2 separate regions of the Homo sapiens genome follow, and region 1 is linked to region 2. Evidence: read pairs that join two places in POLR2A ChIA-PET (ENCODE). Cell type or tissue: A673. All regions are shown on one strand. Links, peaks and the distances in the headings refer to the core of each region. The heading gives the core; the rest is flanking DNA. Region 1 overlaps DIAPH3 (diaphanous related formin 3). Region 2 overlaps DIAPH3 (diaphanous related formin 3).

Region 1 (8,697 bases), core at 3,134-7,133, 160 kb before region 2:
ATTTAACATCAAGGCAAAAGTTTTGGCTTAAGGATATACAACTAAGCTTTCTAGAAGGTTAGAAATAGACCCACAAAAATACCATCATTTGATATTCAATGATGTTCTTTGTATCAAATAGTTTTGTAAAGTCTATACATCTTAGGGACTAAAATGAATCTCAACTCCTGCATCACACCTTACTGAATAATTAGAGGAATGGAGTACGGACCTAAACATGAAAAGATAAAAGATAACTAGAATAAAACATAAGTTGGTAAAAGGAATATAAAATCATATAACCTACTTTGCAAAAACACTTTGGCAATGTTTTAGGTTAGGTATACATTTGTACTATATTTTTTACTAATTTAATAGAAATGAAAACACTCATACGAAAGTATTAAAATAGCCTGTATTAGTTTCTTAGGGTTGCCGCCACAAATGTCTACGATCTTGGTGGCTTAAAACAACAGAGATTTATGCTATCACATTTCTGGGGTCCAGAAGTCATAAATGAAGGCATTGGTAGGGTTCCTTTCTTCCAGAGTCTCTGAGTGAGAATCTGATCCATACCACTCTGCTAGCTTCATTAATCTACTCACGATCCTTGGCGTTTCTGGGTAGATGTATCACTCCAGTCTAGGGCTCACCCTAAATCCAGGATGATTTCATCTTGAGATTCTTAATTTAATTACGTATGCTAAAACTGTTTCCAAATATGATCACATTCAAGGTAGCAGAGGTTAGGATTTAGACATACCTTTTGTGGGTCTCTGTTCAATTCAACTCACTACATAGCTCCAAACTGGGGTGGGTTGGGGGGAAAGTCCATCAGCAGGAAAGTAGATACACAAATTTTGGTATATTCTTGCATGGAAATCTATTAATAAAAAGGAACAAAGTACTGAATTATACAACGTGTGTATAAATCTCAGTCTTTTTTTTTTTTTTTTTTTTTTAGTGAAAGAAGCCAGCTATATAAACTGTTTACCGTATAGTTTCATTAATATAAATTTCAAGAACAGGCAAAACTAAGCTATAGTGATTGAAATCAAAACACTGGTTTTCTACGATGGGATGGGGATTGTCTGGAAGCGGGCATGAATGAATTTAAGACACTAATATGATTCTGGGGTTTATGCCAGCTTTTTAATTCAAGAGATATGAAACTTATGTGTTAAGACTGTGTGCTGAGACTGCCAAATTAAATAGGAAGTCTCTTTGTTCTTTAGCTTTACCAATCATAGCTTTACCACTTGATGATCCTGAGTATCTTCAGAACTCATTTGGACCTCCTGTGAAATCCTTAGTGATCCAGAATTGATAAGGATTTATAAACAAAGGTGCAGCAGTCTCTAATGTCTATAGCCAATTGTTTATTTCTTGACTAAGTGGAGGAATATACATTTTAGCCTTTTAATATTTTTGTACAAGCCTTGGCTTTACCTTTCTCCTATGAAATATGTAAAAATTATACCATATGTACTTTGTTTTTGTATAGTTTTCTTAAATAACTTTAGCATAGCAGCTTTAATATCGTAAGAGTACATTTATTTTAAAAACAGTTTTGATATTCTGAGTATTACCTCAGGCATAAGTCACTTGAATAGCTTTTTTTTTTTTTTTGAAGCCTTTCTCCAAGTGAAATGAACTTGTGTTTTTTTCTGAGAATTCTGGAGATCATGAACATATTGGTCTGTTAACAATGAAAGATATTTTTTATATCATTAGAAAAATCAAGCTCAAAAATTTTTTCTCTAGTGTCTTAATTCTGTGATGTATTAGATCACATTACTTTCTCAAAGTATTTTCTCTTGTCTTTCATAAAACTGCATTTGTTTTTTCACATTCTTCTTGCTTATCATACCTCTCCCATAGAGAACTGAAGAATTAGCTAATAGGAGAGTATGAGTGGAGAGTGTAGTGTGGAGCAGCAGTCCTCAACCTTTTTAGCACCAGTGAATGGTTTCATGGAAGACACTTTTTTCATAGATGGCAGGGGGATGGTTTTGGGATGATTCAACCATATTACATTTATTGTGCATTTATTTCTATTATTACATTGTACTATATAATGAAATAATTATACAACTCACCATAATGTAGAATCAGTGGGAGCCCTGAGCTTGTTTTCCTGCAACTAAATGGACCCATCTGAGGGTGATAGGAGACAGCGACAGATCATCCAGGCATTAGATTCTCATAAGGAGCATGCAACCTAGATCTTTTGCGTGCATAGTTCACAACAGGGTTCTCGCTCCTATGAGAATCTAATGTCACTACTGATCTCACAGGAGGTCAAGCTCAGGTGGTAATGCAAGCAATAGGGAGCAGCTATAAATACAGATGAAGCTTCACCTGCTCGCTCAGGCCCGCTGCTCACCTCCTACTATGCAGCCTGTTTTCTAACAGTTACTGGTGTGGGATCCCTGATGTGGAGAGACAACAAAAGTAGATCTGAAAAAGTATTAAAGATTCAGCACAATAGGAGGTAGTTGGGTATATTAAGGAGGAAGGTAAGAAATATTGAGATAGTACAGGTGGCAGGCAGAGCTCATTGCAGGGTGTTACTTGATAACTACTGTGAAGAAATTAAAGTTCATTCTTACCTACTAGAAAACATAGCAGAGGAAGCTTGAGTTCCAGATGGTTTGTAAATTGTGGTTCTTAATTTCCACATTGCGATGCTCTGAGTGGTAAGGACAGTTGATTAGCAGCAAGTTAGCTCTAGGCCTGGGTCCTACTAGCCAGGTGACTTGAAAGAGTCATTTCACCTTCCTGAAATGCTTTTCTGTTATTTCTTATAATGTGATATCTACAAAGTAGATGAACTAATGCTTTTAGAGTATTATAAATTAAGACCGAGGCCAGTAACTTCCCAGTCAGCAGGTTACTATACTGTTAGAGAGTTAAGTGAACAGTGAAGTTTCATAATAACTTCAGGGAAGAATAAAAAAGAATAAAAAATAAATCCTTCTGAGGTGTGCCATGTTAAGTCTGCATAGTAGGACGGGGGAAAAAAACATCTGACAACCTGTATTTATAAAAGAAAATGTATAAAGAGAAGTAGATATGGTGTTAAACAAAGTTGATGTAAAAAATGATTTTTTTCCTTATAGAATAATGGATAAAATTATATGTGAAAAATAGAACCATAATGAGATTTTGAGAGATTACATCTTCCTGGGGACCTTTCTGACTTTATACTCCTTAAGACAGGCAGAAAGAATTCAACGATAAGGGCTACAGGGGCAGCTGCTATGGCTCCTGTGCCCCTCACAGCACTGAATGGGGCCCAGTCAATACTTGTTAGTTCATTGATTTTTCTAAAGGTCTTTTTACGTTGTTCCCTCTCTAACAACATATATTGCCAACAAACAAAATTTTGAAATAAAATTACCCTTAGGGTTCTGGATATTGCTTCTTGATTTTTACCAGTCACTGCTTTTAACATCTCTTCATTCTGACATATGACATCTGTGTGTGGGGGGGTTACAGGAGTACTGCTCCCTGCCTTCAGGAAAAACAGGAGTGAAATCAATGTATTTTTCCTTTTTTGGATTGATCTTCAGATTACATCTCATTATTGTCAGATTTGGGTTTCGTGAATTTATATTGCCAAGACTTTGTAACAATAGATTTAAAGGATAACTGTAAAAATGAAATTCTAATTTCTTCTAGCATTCTAATTATTAACTAGCTTACATTTTATGTTTATTGTTCATTTACCCTTTCCTTTTTCTCATTTTTAAAAATGACTTTCTGTTGCCATTCAGAGTATTATTTGAGCACCATAGTTCATTTCTGCCTTCCACTTAGTCTTAGACAAGTCAGAAGTTTAGTTTTCTTAGCAGGAAAACAGAATGCAAATCCCCAGTGTTGATAGAATATGAGAAGTGGTGAGGATGCGGAAACATTGGTCGGGCTTTTTACATATACATATATTTTCCCCCTTCTTAACCCTTTTTATTTGATTCCACCTGAAGAAATAAAGTTTGATTCAAATAATGAGGAAAAGGGCTGGGCGCAGTGGCTCATGCTTGTAATCCCAGCACTTTGGGAAGCCCAAGTGGGTGGATCACTTGAGGTCAGAAGTTAGAGACCAGCCTGAACAACATGGTGAAACACTGTCTCTACTAAAAATACAAAAAATTAGCCGGGCGTGGTGGCTCATGGCTGTAATCCCAGCCACTCAAGAGGCCGAGGCAGGAGAATTGCTTGAACCCAGGAGGTAGAGGTTGCAGTGAGCTGAGATTGTGCCACTGCACTCCAGCCTGGGTGACAGAGTGAGACTCTGCCTCAAAAAAAGAAAAGTAACCCTTCTGTTATTATCATAGATTCCATGATTTAGATCTTGGAACATTAACCTTAAATGATATTTTGTTGTTAAATAAAAAGGGCAACCATTTGGCCTAGGGGTCATCATATGACTAAATAGTGAACTAAAGACAGGCACCTTCTCCAGGTGACCTTTCAAGTTCTTTTCCCACTCAATAATTTTATTTATTAAAACACATTTACTCAATAATAGTCAAATACTGATTTATCTAAACTTGGAAGAAAGAACAATAGGAAAAGGACATCTAATTTTTTTTTTAAGTGTTGTTCAAAGCTTTGTTTTTAGGTTACATTTCCTGACTTTGCCTTGTCAGGGATTTTCATGAACTTGTAGCACTTTGTTCTGCATTACATCATAGACTTACTCTATCTTTTCAAGGTACCTGTCCCTAGTGCCAGATACACTCATTATTCATACAAATCTAGGTTATATTTTTCTAGGAGAATTAATTACTCTATGCTGGCTACATATGGTTAGCTTGTCAGCAGGAAAGCTTTAACATATTTTGGGGTGGTATAATGTAGGCATTTAAGCAGTCTCTTTTTTCTTCTGTGCATGAATGTAGTAGTACATTAATATATGTTAGAATTAATATATTTCGTAATACAAATGTTTTGCATAGAATACTGGAGAATTTCTTCTCATATGTATTGCAAGTACCTGGCTTCATAATCATGAATAATGGCACTTACTGAAAACAGCGATGCTATGAGCCCATTATACACCTTCAGAATGGCCATAACTACAGGTACTACATGTGAGTGCTCTTTTGTATGTCTGACTGCTCTAAAGGACATATTAAGTGTAATAGAGCATTATTCATGTTACCAGTGTCATATGAACATCTTCCTTTTGCAATGGTTAAGGATAAAAAAAATCCAGGTAAGTGAACCCATCTGTCTTAAAATATAATATATTTTAAGACAAATGTCTTTGTGATAAGTGATCACTGCTTAAAAAGAACAATTCATGCCCAATAAGAATCAACATTATAATAGTACATCTTTGTCTCTTTATAATTTCATATCGCTTAAACTTACTCTATAAACTTAATGATATTTCTTCTTCTTCTTTTTTTTTTTTTTTTTTTGGTCCTTGTTGAACTTACATTCTTTGTTTTTCCTAGACAGTGGAATATGAAGACGTTCCTTAAAGTGCCTTGTAAAGTAGACTTCTTATTAATAACTACATTAATTGAGCCCTTAGAATCTTGATTGTATATGAATAACCATTTAATTTGGCAAGGGTCTGGGGAGAAAGCTAAGTATAAATTAGATATTTATATTATTTGAAAATGGAACTTTTCATTCACTATAGGGCTTTGGTCTATATGAAAATATTCTCTCAGAGTTGTGTACAAAGAACTAATTCTTTATTGCTCAATTTTTGTCAGATGAGTAAGCTGAGTTATGTTTAGTCATTAAGGCAGTGTCTATAATATATTGGAGTCTTATAAGCCTTTGTCTAGTATATTTTAAGTAACGGTCATTATTATATTATGAGCTGATAGCTTTCTGTATCCCAAACAATCATGATTTTCATTATATTTGGCATCCTACAGGCTTCATATAGCATTGTTTTTTAGCCTTTCCTTTACAGTCTGTGACTAAGGGAGAAACAGTCCCTATTTTAATCTGTCACTGCTTTTTTTCTGACCTTGCCTTAACCTGCTTTTGATATTTACAATAGTTGTTGAAGTTCAACAATTTTACTATTACCGCCCCTTCAGTGCGTTTTAAGTCCCAAATCCCTAGTGTGTTTGGTCAAGGAATTCATATCTAGCTTCATATGTGGTATGTCTTCAGCCTACAGCTAAGTGATTATTTCCTGCATGTGTGTTGATATAACACAGGAGTAAGGATAAAGGCAGGAACTTGCCCCTTTGTTCTTTTAGACACCTCCAGTCCCCCACATTCCCAGTAGAGAAACCTAGAGTCCCAGACAGGGTTAACTTGGCATGTGATAGATTTGTGGGTTTGCACCGCTTCTGCCTGCTACTACTCCCATGTTTCCTAACTCTGATTCTGCTAATTTAGTATGTGTCAGGAGTCATTCTACTTTCCTGTGTTTCTGAAGAAAGTCAATTTAGTACAAATTGGGACCTATTTACTCTCCCTCTATCTAACACATACTGTTAGTCAGCAGGGTTTCTGAGGACAGCAATTGCTATTTGAAGAAAACAAACCCTCTTTAGACTTTTCTGAATGTGTTTTAAACATGACCCAGTATATTGCAGTATTGAACAAAAATTATTCAAAATAATGACATGAATGCCTTGTAATTTGTGGCCTATGTATCTTGTTACCTTTTTAGAATTTAGTTTAAAAAATGCTTACTTTATTGCTTAATTAAACATTATCATTTAATTAAAGCTTTCTTTTCATTGAGCATCTAAATTGTTAATTTGGGTTTTGAGGGATGACTCTGGATTCCTTACAAAAACAAGCAGGGCTTTTCTCTCTTCCTGCTATCAGTTTTAGGAGACATATTTCTTCTTTGGTACTGTCATACCAATAAATCATCCCAGATTACTTGCAGTCGTACAGTACTAAACTATACCATGCATTTTAAAGGAAATCTGCTGTTTTCTTTTCAATCAGATGAGCAATGTGAAGAGACTACGGCCACGGCTCAGTGCTATTCTCTTTAAGCTTCAGTTTGAAGAGCAGGTGAACAACATCAAACCTGACATCATGGCTGTCAGTACTGCCTGCGAAGAGATAAAGAAGAGCAAAAGCTTTAGCAAGTTGCTGGAACTTGTATTGCTAATGGGAAACTACATGAATGCTGGCTCCCGGAATGCTCAAACCTTCGGATTTAACCTTAGCTCTCTCTGTAAAGTGAGTTTGTTTTTTTAAAAACACATATTTGCCTGAACACTTGCTCTTAAATGTCAGCCCTGATTGCATTATTTAAATATTTTTTTATTTTGATGTGCTCATTATCAAGAACTTGAACTGAACCATGAACTCAAACCCAGAGTGAACTGAGCTAATTTACTCAACCTCTGAACTAAATCCAAATATTAATTTTCTTCAATCTGCAAATCCAATTCAAGGATTTTATTTAATAACAAAATTATATCATAAACCTATGCTTTCTCAAACCAATGAAATGGAACGTCAAAATATTATTAATACTGACTCGTACTTACTCAGTTCAGATACCTGTATATATATTGAATATTGCTTAGGATTGCCATTAACATTTTTACCTTTAACTATTTAAATATTTCTCTGCATTGCTTTCATAAGCAGACTGAAAGGAGAGAAAAATGGGACCCCTTTATATAAAGGGGAAATTATTATATTGGAAATATATGCAACTCGGATATTATTGATTTTGAAGTGTTTCTATCTAAATATAATTCTAGAGGACATGAAAATGGAGTAAGTTTAGAGCCTTTTTTTTCTCCTGTGTCTTTCATAGGTTGAATTTCCTTACAGCAAATATATTCAATGTTTTATAAAACAGAGCTCTTTCCTGAGGAGTGGGCCATAGTAATAGGGCTTTATTGATCTGCTTACAACAAATTCTTCTCAGTTACACATCAGAAGAAAACCTTTTTCTTGTTCTTGACCTCGTAACAACCACACTCCCTGATTAAGGAATTTGATTATTGCTATTGCCAGCTAGTTAGGGAAGGTGAAAAACAAGTTCTGCTTTACCTATAGGTTTACTGCATGCTTATTCTATTGGGGCTTTCATGAATTTTCTTATACAATTTCCCTGGCCTAAGCCTCTCATTGCTATCAATGCCTTGTGAGTGTTTCCTTTGCCCCATCTCCATTCTTTTATTTTCCTCTCTGTTTTCTTAGGCAGCTGTATTTGGTGAAGATCCCTAGCATGGGCGATGCAATTCCTAAAACACATCCTGAAGACTTGGCACATCTCTCGTGGGCTTACTCAGAGTGAAGTCCTGTGCCAGATGCTTTGCCAGATTCTATCTTTAGATTCTATCTTTAATGTATGTGATTAATATTTACCTGGCATACATGAGACTCATATTTTCCACATGTAAACCATTAATTATGATGAAATGCTTTAATGAAGCCACATACTAAAAGTTATGGCAGCAGAGTTAAGACAGAGAGCCTAGCTCAGCTATGAGAGGGCAGTTAGATATTCAGAGAGAAATGGGAATTTAAGCTGGATCTTGAAGGATGAGCAGATGTTCTGTGAGAGGAAAAGGCGTTCTAAGCAGGAGTCAGCAGCTTCCAAAAGGGTTATAGCATGGCATGTGTGAGTACAGTGAGTGGCCTACTACCTTTGCAAACTAGATGGGAAAGGAGTGGGGCTAATGAGACTGAGGTGATAAATTGGTCTAGATTGTAAAGAGCTTTGAATATCCTGCCTAATGATGGAGATTTTATGGA
Region 2 (8,697 bases), core at 1,958-5,957:
ATGTATTATAGAATACAGTCCTTGATAAATAAAAGTTGAAACTCTAGAATAGCTTTTCTTTTCTGGGGCATATATTCCTCACAGCAACAATAGTGCAAGATGCTATCTTATTTTCAACTCATATAGCCAAATTTTGAACTTATAGAAGAATTAAAGTAAACAAAGTACTTTCTATTCCCCAAAGGTGTAAAAATTAGGAAGGTGATTTCTATTATGTGTAATTTTCACAACGATTTCTTTCACTATCTGTGACTACCATAAAGGAAAGCCAGCTCATTTGACGCAATCGGCAATTTATGGCCCATCCCCTTTTGAAAGGATTTAAGGTAGCTTATCTTTTTAAGGATGAAGAAGTGAAAAGTTAATACTGTGATTTATTTTTGAGCTTCCTAACAGCCAGGGGAAAAAGAGGAAATAGAGCTTTTAGAGTGCCAAAACTTGGGCTGCATCTTCTAGGCAAATTCATACTTGAATTTAGGCTCAAGGAAATAAAACCCAAGAAATACCGAGAGTAAGGCCAACCAAGAGTTTTGTGTACCATTTATTCCCCATTATTTATAAGGCCGTGGATTACCCATACTGAGCTCATTCTTTCTATCTGAAAACAGGTGTCTTAAATTCTTTAGACAGTCTCAGGCTCCTAAGCTGGTTTGGAATAAGATCACTCTGCAGTGATAGTTCACACACGAGTTTTTTCTACTACTAGGGTTGCCAAATAAAACATAGAAATGTCAGTTAAATTTAAATTTCAAGTAAACAATGAATACTTAATATAAATATGTCCTAAATGTTGTGTAGGGTATACATATACTAAAAAGTTGTTCATTGTTTATCTAAAATTCATACTTCACTAAATGTACTCATTTTTTATATTATTTTATTTTGCCAAGTCTTGCAACCCTACCCATACTTGCTGGTAAAGCCCCTCACAGTGTATAATAGAGAACTATCCCTTTATCACAAAAACTGAGGGCCCATAGTGACAGCCAATCATATTCTTTTTTTTTTTTTTTTTTTTTAACTTTTAACACATTGAGGTGAACAGATAGATAGACTATCATTTTCTGGCTGGGTGCGGTGGCTCATGCCTGTAATCCCAGCACTTTGGGAGGCCGAGGCGGGCGGATCACGAGGTCAGGAGTTCGAGACCAGCCTGGCCAACATAGTGAAACCCCATCTCTACTAAAAATACAAAAAAAAATTAGCTGGGTGCGGTGGCACACACCTGTAGTCCCAGCTACTTGGGAGGCAGAGGCAGGAGAATTGCTTGAACCCAGGAGGCGGAGATTGCAGCGAGCCGAGATTGCGCCACTGCACACCAGCCCAGGTGACAGTGTGAGACTTCATCTCAAAAAGGAAAAAAAAAAAAGACCATCATTTTCGATCAGTGTCACTTAACAAAGAATCTTTAGACAGTGTACGACAAAACAGACTTTTACCAGGAGACTTGAATACTTCAAGTGAGCTATAGATTGGTGGGGAAAGACCACACACGCACACACATACACACACACACACAATATATAGTTAAATTAGGTTTCCACTTTAATTAGCCAGGGGTATAACATCTTATGGAAAGTTGGATGGATGCGTAGCAGGAGCAGATGTAGCATGTCTCAGAATCCATTGCCTCTAGAAATGAATGGGCACCTGCAGCTACCAGGACACACTGTTGCTGGAAAATAGGGTCTCACTGACTCTAAGAAGCTTAGTTCTTACTGTACTACTGTCTTAGGGTTTACATTCTAGAAGTACACTAACAATCTGGACACCTTGGCTCAAGTGAATATTTTAAACATTGAGCTCTCCTGGTCCTGGAATATATCTCAGTGTCACCAAGAACACATCTGCATTCAGAGTGGGGGAAAGAGTTCACACCCATTAGTCCCTGAACATTATTCTGAAGAGTTATTTTTCCTATAGAGTTTTAGAACCTCTTCCTCATCACTACCAAATAGGAAATCCATTTCTTGGAAGGGGTATGTATGTGCTGGCATGCTGTATAGGTCAGGGTTCTGGCTCAGAGACTAGAATCCAGTTTAAGCAGTGAAGTATTTAATCATGACATTGTAAGTGGATTCGGGGTCATTAGGAGGACTGAAGAAACAATTTAGATCAAGCTTTGATGAGCTACATGTGAAGCCCTAACACAGGCTACCATGGCATTTGCTCCCCGCTCTATGATACAGAAACTGCCTGCTGAATTGGGAAGCTGCTGGCTCCAGAACCTCACTGCCACTCCCTAACAGGAAGTCCCCATGATCAGGAAGCCACCACTGTTACTGCCAGACACAGAACCTTGCAGTGCCTGTTACAATCCACACCAGCATAACAGAGAGCTATCTTTCTGCCTTTTAGTACTACACAGCTAGTGACTAGATACAAGGATGGTTGCTGGTGCTATGAGAGAAAACCAAATGCTTCCACAGTCACACTTGCAAGAAACCCCACAAAAACGTGGCCTCCACCTTACTTCCAACATCCTAACCGTGAGCAATTTGAAGATTGGCCAAACCAAATCACATCCAAACTGCATGGGGTCTCTGATGTGGTTTTTAGCTTCTAGCCACTGCAGTACAGGAAGACACTCTAGTAGATGGTTAAAAATGGATGTTGAATGTCAGTCCACCATAACCAGGATACATTACCTGTTCACAAGTAATAATCATATTTTATTAATTCCTTTGAACCCTACCAAAGGGAAAAATCAATAAAGGCCATGTCATAAGGCTCTCAGACTCTTTTTGAAAAATGTTTCCTAAGGACCTCTGTAGGTTAAATCATTATTATTTCCTTCTATGAGGACGTATACCGATTCTTGAAGAGTGGCAAGCTTTTTTTGTGGCTTTGAATTCCTAAGGGCTTTGAATGCAGAACCTTTGACAGGGATAATTAGATGTTTTATGGACAATGTTTTGACAGCAGTTTTATATAAAGTGTAAAAGCTGCTTCATATGGTTATATCTTTATTCAAAAGCTTTTATCTTGCTTTTGCTGGCAGGTAAAGCCCAGCTTCTGAAAGAGCACAAGCAGCCAGTACCACTCTGACCATTATTTTGGTGGTGCCCAGAAGCTGCTTTCAAAACTCCCTCTATCTGCCTTGATTAGTTTTGCTCTTGTTCTTCTGGACACAAGCAACCCAGTGGGACTGGAATTCCTTCCCTCTTTTACCTACTGTCATGGCTGGATTGGTGCCAAATGGGACAAACTCAGATCCACCCACATTTTGTTCCAAGAGGTTGTATGGTACAACCTCTTGCCCACTGTCGTTGCCATTATTTTGTCAGATGAACATAAAATGAAAAGTATCCTAAGTCACTGGTGAAAGGCAAATAAAGTAGAATTAGTGACAATCCACAAATATTTATAGGGCTATTACACTCATTTCTTTTCCTTGGGATTTTTTATGATTTAGAACATAGAGAAACTCACACCGTCAATTCACCTAGTTCTTATGCAGATGAAGAGACATTGACAAATAACTTTAAAAAAAACATGAGTTAACAGCTTGAGTACTGAAATACGGTTCTTCCTCTTATATTACTTGAAGAACCATGGTTGTATAAAAATCCCAGTGCAATAAATGCAATAAAATCATCTTTATTTATCAAAATAACATTTATTACCAAGACATGAAAAATGAAACCGACAAATTAAGTTACATATCCCTATCAATCTTCTGAAAGTTTTATGCATTTGCTCGGTAAAAAGCCCTTACTTGCCAATTCCATTTGAGCTGTTCTAATCAAATTTTCATATCAGCTGGTTATAATTGTTAACAATCCATTTTGGGAAGATGGGTGATTTTTATAATAGAACTACCCAAAAAATATGTGTTATATATGTAAACTATAAATCAAAATTCTTGATTTGTGTAATGGTTAGCAAGTTATTTGTGGAATTTTACAGTATGAAAATTTAGCCAAGTGTGCATTTAGTCAGTTGTATTCTTTTGGATTGTTTTAATAGAATACAAATATTAGAAAAATAAAAATCATGGAAATTAGGCTAAATTCCTACAGTGCTCCTTTAACAGCAGCCTCCACCCCACCCTACATATATACTTTTAAACTTTCACTTGGGGATTATTACATATGCCAGATAGTCAGTGAATACTTGCAGAGGAAAATGAGTTATTGGGGCAGATAAATAAATGGACTTATAATGTTTGCTTACTAGCTTACATAACTACCAATAACTGTGTTCTGCTAAGCTTCTTCTCAAAAATTCTAATTTTTTTTCTTCTGTGTTTGCCTAAAATCTTCCTCATATATTCAGTTTTATAGATAACTGTCAGGCACATACAGAGGACAGCTCTTTGGAATGGGGATATATTTTACAGCATTTTATTTGTTCGACCATCATTTACAAGCACCAGCCACATGCAGAATACTGACTGGATGTTCTAGTTGCAAAGGTGATCACAATGTTTCCTGTCCTGATAAAATTCTCGGTTTTACAGAAGAAATGATTATGACATATCACATTGCCCATGTTTATTAAAATAAATATTTTATGTTCAATTTTTAAGAACTTTTTTTACAAAATAAAAAAATTTTCATTTAATAACAATTTCTAATATTTTGAGCATAGTGTTTTTACAGTTTTTAGAATTTAGTTTTGGACTAAGTAATAAATATATATGGTTCAAAATTCAGATTTTGAAAAAATATAGTCATGTACCACATAATGATATTTAGGTCAATGACAGACCCAATATACAGTGGTGGCCCAATAAGATTATAATGGAGCTGCCCTATACAGGTGTACAATTTTTATCTTTATATTGTATTTTTACTATACCTTTTCTGTGTTTAGATACACTTAGATACACAAATATTTACAATCGTGTTACGGTATAGCCTAGGTGTATATAGGCTATATCGATTATGTAAGTATAGTCTATAATGTTCCCATGACAGCAAAATCACAGTGACGCATTTCTCAGAACATAGCCCATTGTCCTCCAGCTATACACTTTCCCCTTCCCAACTATCCAGTTTCTCCTCCTCAATTGTTTAGGATTAAGTTCAAGTGCATAGGAGAGAACCCTCAAGTTATCATTGACTTTTATACTTCATTTAAATGGAGAAATTCAAAGCTAGTCTGATGCTTGTATGGAGGTTCCACAATGTCATCACAGACTTGGGTTCCCTCTGTCTTAATGCTTACCCTCTTTATCCTTTAGCTTGTAATTCCCAAGTCTGCCTCTCAGTCCAATTTCACCGCTAGAGTGCCATCTGTCATTTCTTTATTCAGAGAGGAAAAAGAAGACAGTAACAGCCAGAAAGCATGGCTCTTTAAAGAGCTTTCTCCAACACCAAGAAGGAGAGGTATAGACACAAATTCAGGTTGCAGGGTACTTCACATGAAGGAATATCTTTAGTAGATAGGCCATGAGCAGCGTGAGAGAACCCATTGCCTGGAATGTGTTCTCCAATAGCTGCTCATGGCCTAATGGAATGTCACCACCAAGGAAAACAACATCCAAAGGCAGGCTTCATTTAATTCACCTTTTTGCTTAGAGCCAACCTCTCTCCATAAGTTTTAAGTGTCATAGCTTTCAAATTAATCCATTCTTCATTAAATCACAGTGTTTTATTTGTTAACTAAAATTTTACCTAGAAATAGGAAACAGAACTAATGTTAGTATTGTATTTGATAGATATCTTCACTAAGTAAAAATGTGGCTCTCTTCATTATATGTGCTACAATTGAACTCAAATCACACAAATACGTTTGTCTCCATTCACTAATATATTGATTTTCAAGCACGACATTTTATTTTATGGCTTACTTTCAAAGGAAAAAATATTCTGGAAGGAAGGCTTTATATGGTATGTCAGAAGAAAAAGAGCAGCCTACTGTTTTGTTTTGTTTTGTTTTTTTGCTAAAGAAAATTGAGTGCTATTTAGAAAAATGCAGTTCCTTATCAGAGGCATACCATGAGCTAAATCTCAGGGAAAGAAATGGACTATCAGTCATCATTATATTGTGTTTATTTTCAGGTTATATTATGAATACATTTTCTTTAAGTTATCAGTTAGGTGGGGGGGGCTACATTTTGAGGTGGCATTGTCACTAAAATATATGAATTTGAAGTATCTAGTACATCTCTCAAAAGCCTTAATAAAATATACAGAAAGATATTCTCCAACCTTTGTGATGATTGAAAACCAGTTCAAAATATTACCTTCTTGGAATACAGCCTACCAAAAGGATTTAACAAATGACAGTTCCTTAAAAAAAAGAAATATTACATTTTTCCTTTTTCAACATTCCACTATTGAAAATGTCTCAATTATATATGTTGTATAGTACATGTGTTAATATTAATGTTTCTTTATAAGGTCTATTATTAGAAGACATAACAATTTGACTTTGGAAACTTGCTTTTGGGGGTCCCCTTTCTACCTTGTATCATCTTAACAGGCACATTAACCTAATTCATTAAGTTCTTTATATTTAGTAGCTATGAGTAGGATCAGGGAGTGTGTTTCATTTAGACCGGTAACATTCTGGTGTTTATAATTTATAATGATTTGCCTTGATTAAAACACTATTGCTGTTTCTGAAAATTTGAATGGATTCTCAAATGCTAAACATCTGATTTTCTTTCTGAGCTATTCAGGGAGACTTCAGAACAAGAAGAATTTAGCTTTGTAATGACAAGAACTTTCCATAGTAATTCCTCTAAATGTTTAGGACCTTATTAGGGTGGTTTATGTTCTGTGATATTCTTTTTAAAGGAAGGAAAGTTAAGTCTGAGCTTTTTCCTCACCACCAGCAGCGTGGCATCAGGGAGGTGGCCAAGGATCTGACCTTGTGCCTTTAAGACTGTTTTTCCTCACCTGTAAAACTGGAATAACAATTCCAACCATGAGAGGTTGTGATAAGTCTGAAACGGAATAAATAATGTAAAAGGACCTGGCTAGTGCCTAATATATACAGTAGCAGCTCAGTCATTGTTAATTTTTCTGTCATTGTATTGTTAAAATTACAGGTTGTATGTTTAGTGATTTCTGTATAGGTGATTAGAAATAAGTTCAGTACAACTAATGACAAATAAGATTGTCCATTTTAATAGTCTCTCTGTCTCTTTTTTCTTTTTCTTTGTTTTTTTTTGTTTGGTTTGGTTTTGGTTTGGTTTGGCTTGTGGTTTTTTTGTTTGTTTTTTGAGTGGGGTAGAATGGAACTCCAAGGGTAGCATTTCAGAAGATTTATCCTCCTATACCTATAATTTTCTTGGTTGCCACCTAACAATGTTGAGGTGGATTTCCAGTTATATGGGAAAGCCAACCAGTATTTTGCATAGATAACTGAAAACAAAACCTAATCATTTATGGAGCTTTTAAAAGTTCTTTAAATACAATATTTGTATTGTATAATCATTTGTAACCGAATAGGAGACATGTGGCTAGAAAGTAAGACTTATCCCAAATGGTCTGAGTGAGTGGTCAGACTGTACACACTGGCCTTGGTTGGACCAGGAAGAGTGGGCTGTTGGGTGGCAAATTAATGCAAGACTTGAAAGTAGAGGAAGCAACAGAGACCAGAAGTTCCTGCCACCATGGATCACTGGATGGCACTGAAGGTGACTAGTTGGCTGATGGCCACCCCATCTGCACACTGTCAAGTAGGCCCCTGAGAAGATACTTCAAAATACTTAAAGTACGGAAAAAGTACTTAAAGCTTAATCGGTATGTATAGATACTATTCTTATTTAAAAATTTAACTGCTGTTTTATAAATTCTTAACATTTTAATGATTTTTTAATTCCTTCCCAAACTCGGAGTAGTTCTAAGGTTTCGTTAACTTACTGGGTTTAATAATTTTTTTCTAATGTCAACCCTCCTGGACTGCTGCATTGCAGATCTTTTGAATATATTTTGTCACTGTTTTTAAGACAGTATGTACACGCTTGACACTATACTGTTCTTTGTTTCTGTTGCATTTTATGATAGTTAACACAGTACATGAAATTTTTAAAAAATTAAGTGAGATTTTTTTATTCTTACTACTTTTTTTTTTAATAGGTCCATCTGTCATTGTAGTTACAGAATCATCACAAAAGAGTGCTGACGTAATAATGTATGCTACCAGAGTCAGGTATTCCCTTGTTGATAGATAATCTCATTTAAAGCAGAATTTAATGAGTGATATATTTTAAACACAGTAATTGTGTCAGACCCACCCATTATATGTATTAAGGGAGCAAATAAAGGGAGTCTAACATCAAAGAACAGATTTCAAATCCAGCCTCAGCTGCTTATAATGTGATCTTTTTTTGAGTTATTTAAGCCGTCTTACATTCAGTTTCATATTTGTAAAATGGAGGTGATAATAATGTCTACTTCAAAAGGGTTTCCAAGCACTAGGAGCTATTCAGCATATGAAGGGTTTAGTGTATTGCCTGGCACAGAGCATGTCTCCATGAGAGGTACCTGTATTTTTGTTGCTGATACTTCTTCTTTGTTATCTCTTTTTTTAAAAATGTTTCCTGGGGCCGGGCACGGTGGCTCATGCCTGTAATCCCAGCACTTTGGGAGGCAAAGGCGGGCAGATCACAAGATCAGGAGATCGAGACCATCCTGGCTAACATGGTGAAACCCCGTCTCTACTAAAAATACAAAAAATTAGCCGGGCGTGGTGGCGGGCGCCTGTATTCCCAGCTACTGGGGAGGCTGAGGCAGGAGA

What was found. Peaks named below come from ENCODE experiments on the same cell type or tissue, not always from the same donor. Only the 100,000 strongest peaks of a DNase experiment are listed, where the experiment ranks them.
Region 1: POLR2A ChIA-PET joins it to region 2 with 5 read pairs; 2 of 35 experiments call an interaction of 5 or more read pairs at or near these places.

What each region holds. Positions count from the first base shown.
Region 1 is chr13:59,877,693-59,886,389 of GRCh38, reverse strand. DIAPH3 (diaphanous related formin 3) reads left to right here. Exons shown (of 28, transcript NM_001042517.2): 21 at 6,922-7,161. Among named protein-coding and RNA genes, the nearest start is that of DIAPH3-AS1, 130 kb to the left of the region's middle. In A673, for the core only: no CTCF peak of the experiment used is centred there; no DNase peak of the experiment used is centred there; H3K27ac peaks cover 1,330 bases.
Region 2 is chr13:59,716,282-59,724,978 of GRCh38, reverse strand. The region is part of intron 27 of DIAPH3 (diaphanous related formin 3); the gene reads left to right. Among named protein-coding and RNA genes, the nearest start is that of DIAPH3-AS1, 290 kb to the left of the region's middle. In A673, for the core only: no CTCF peak of the experiment used is centred there; no DNase peak of the experiment used is centred there.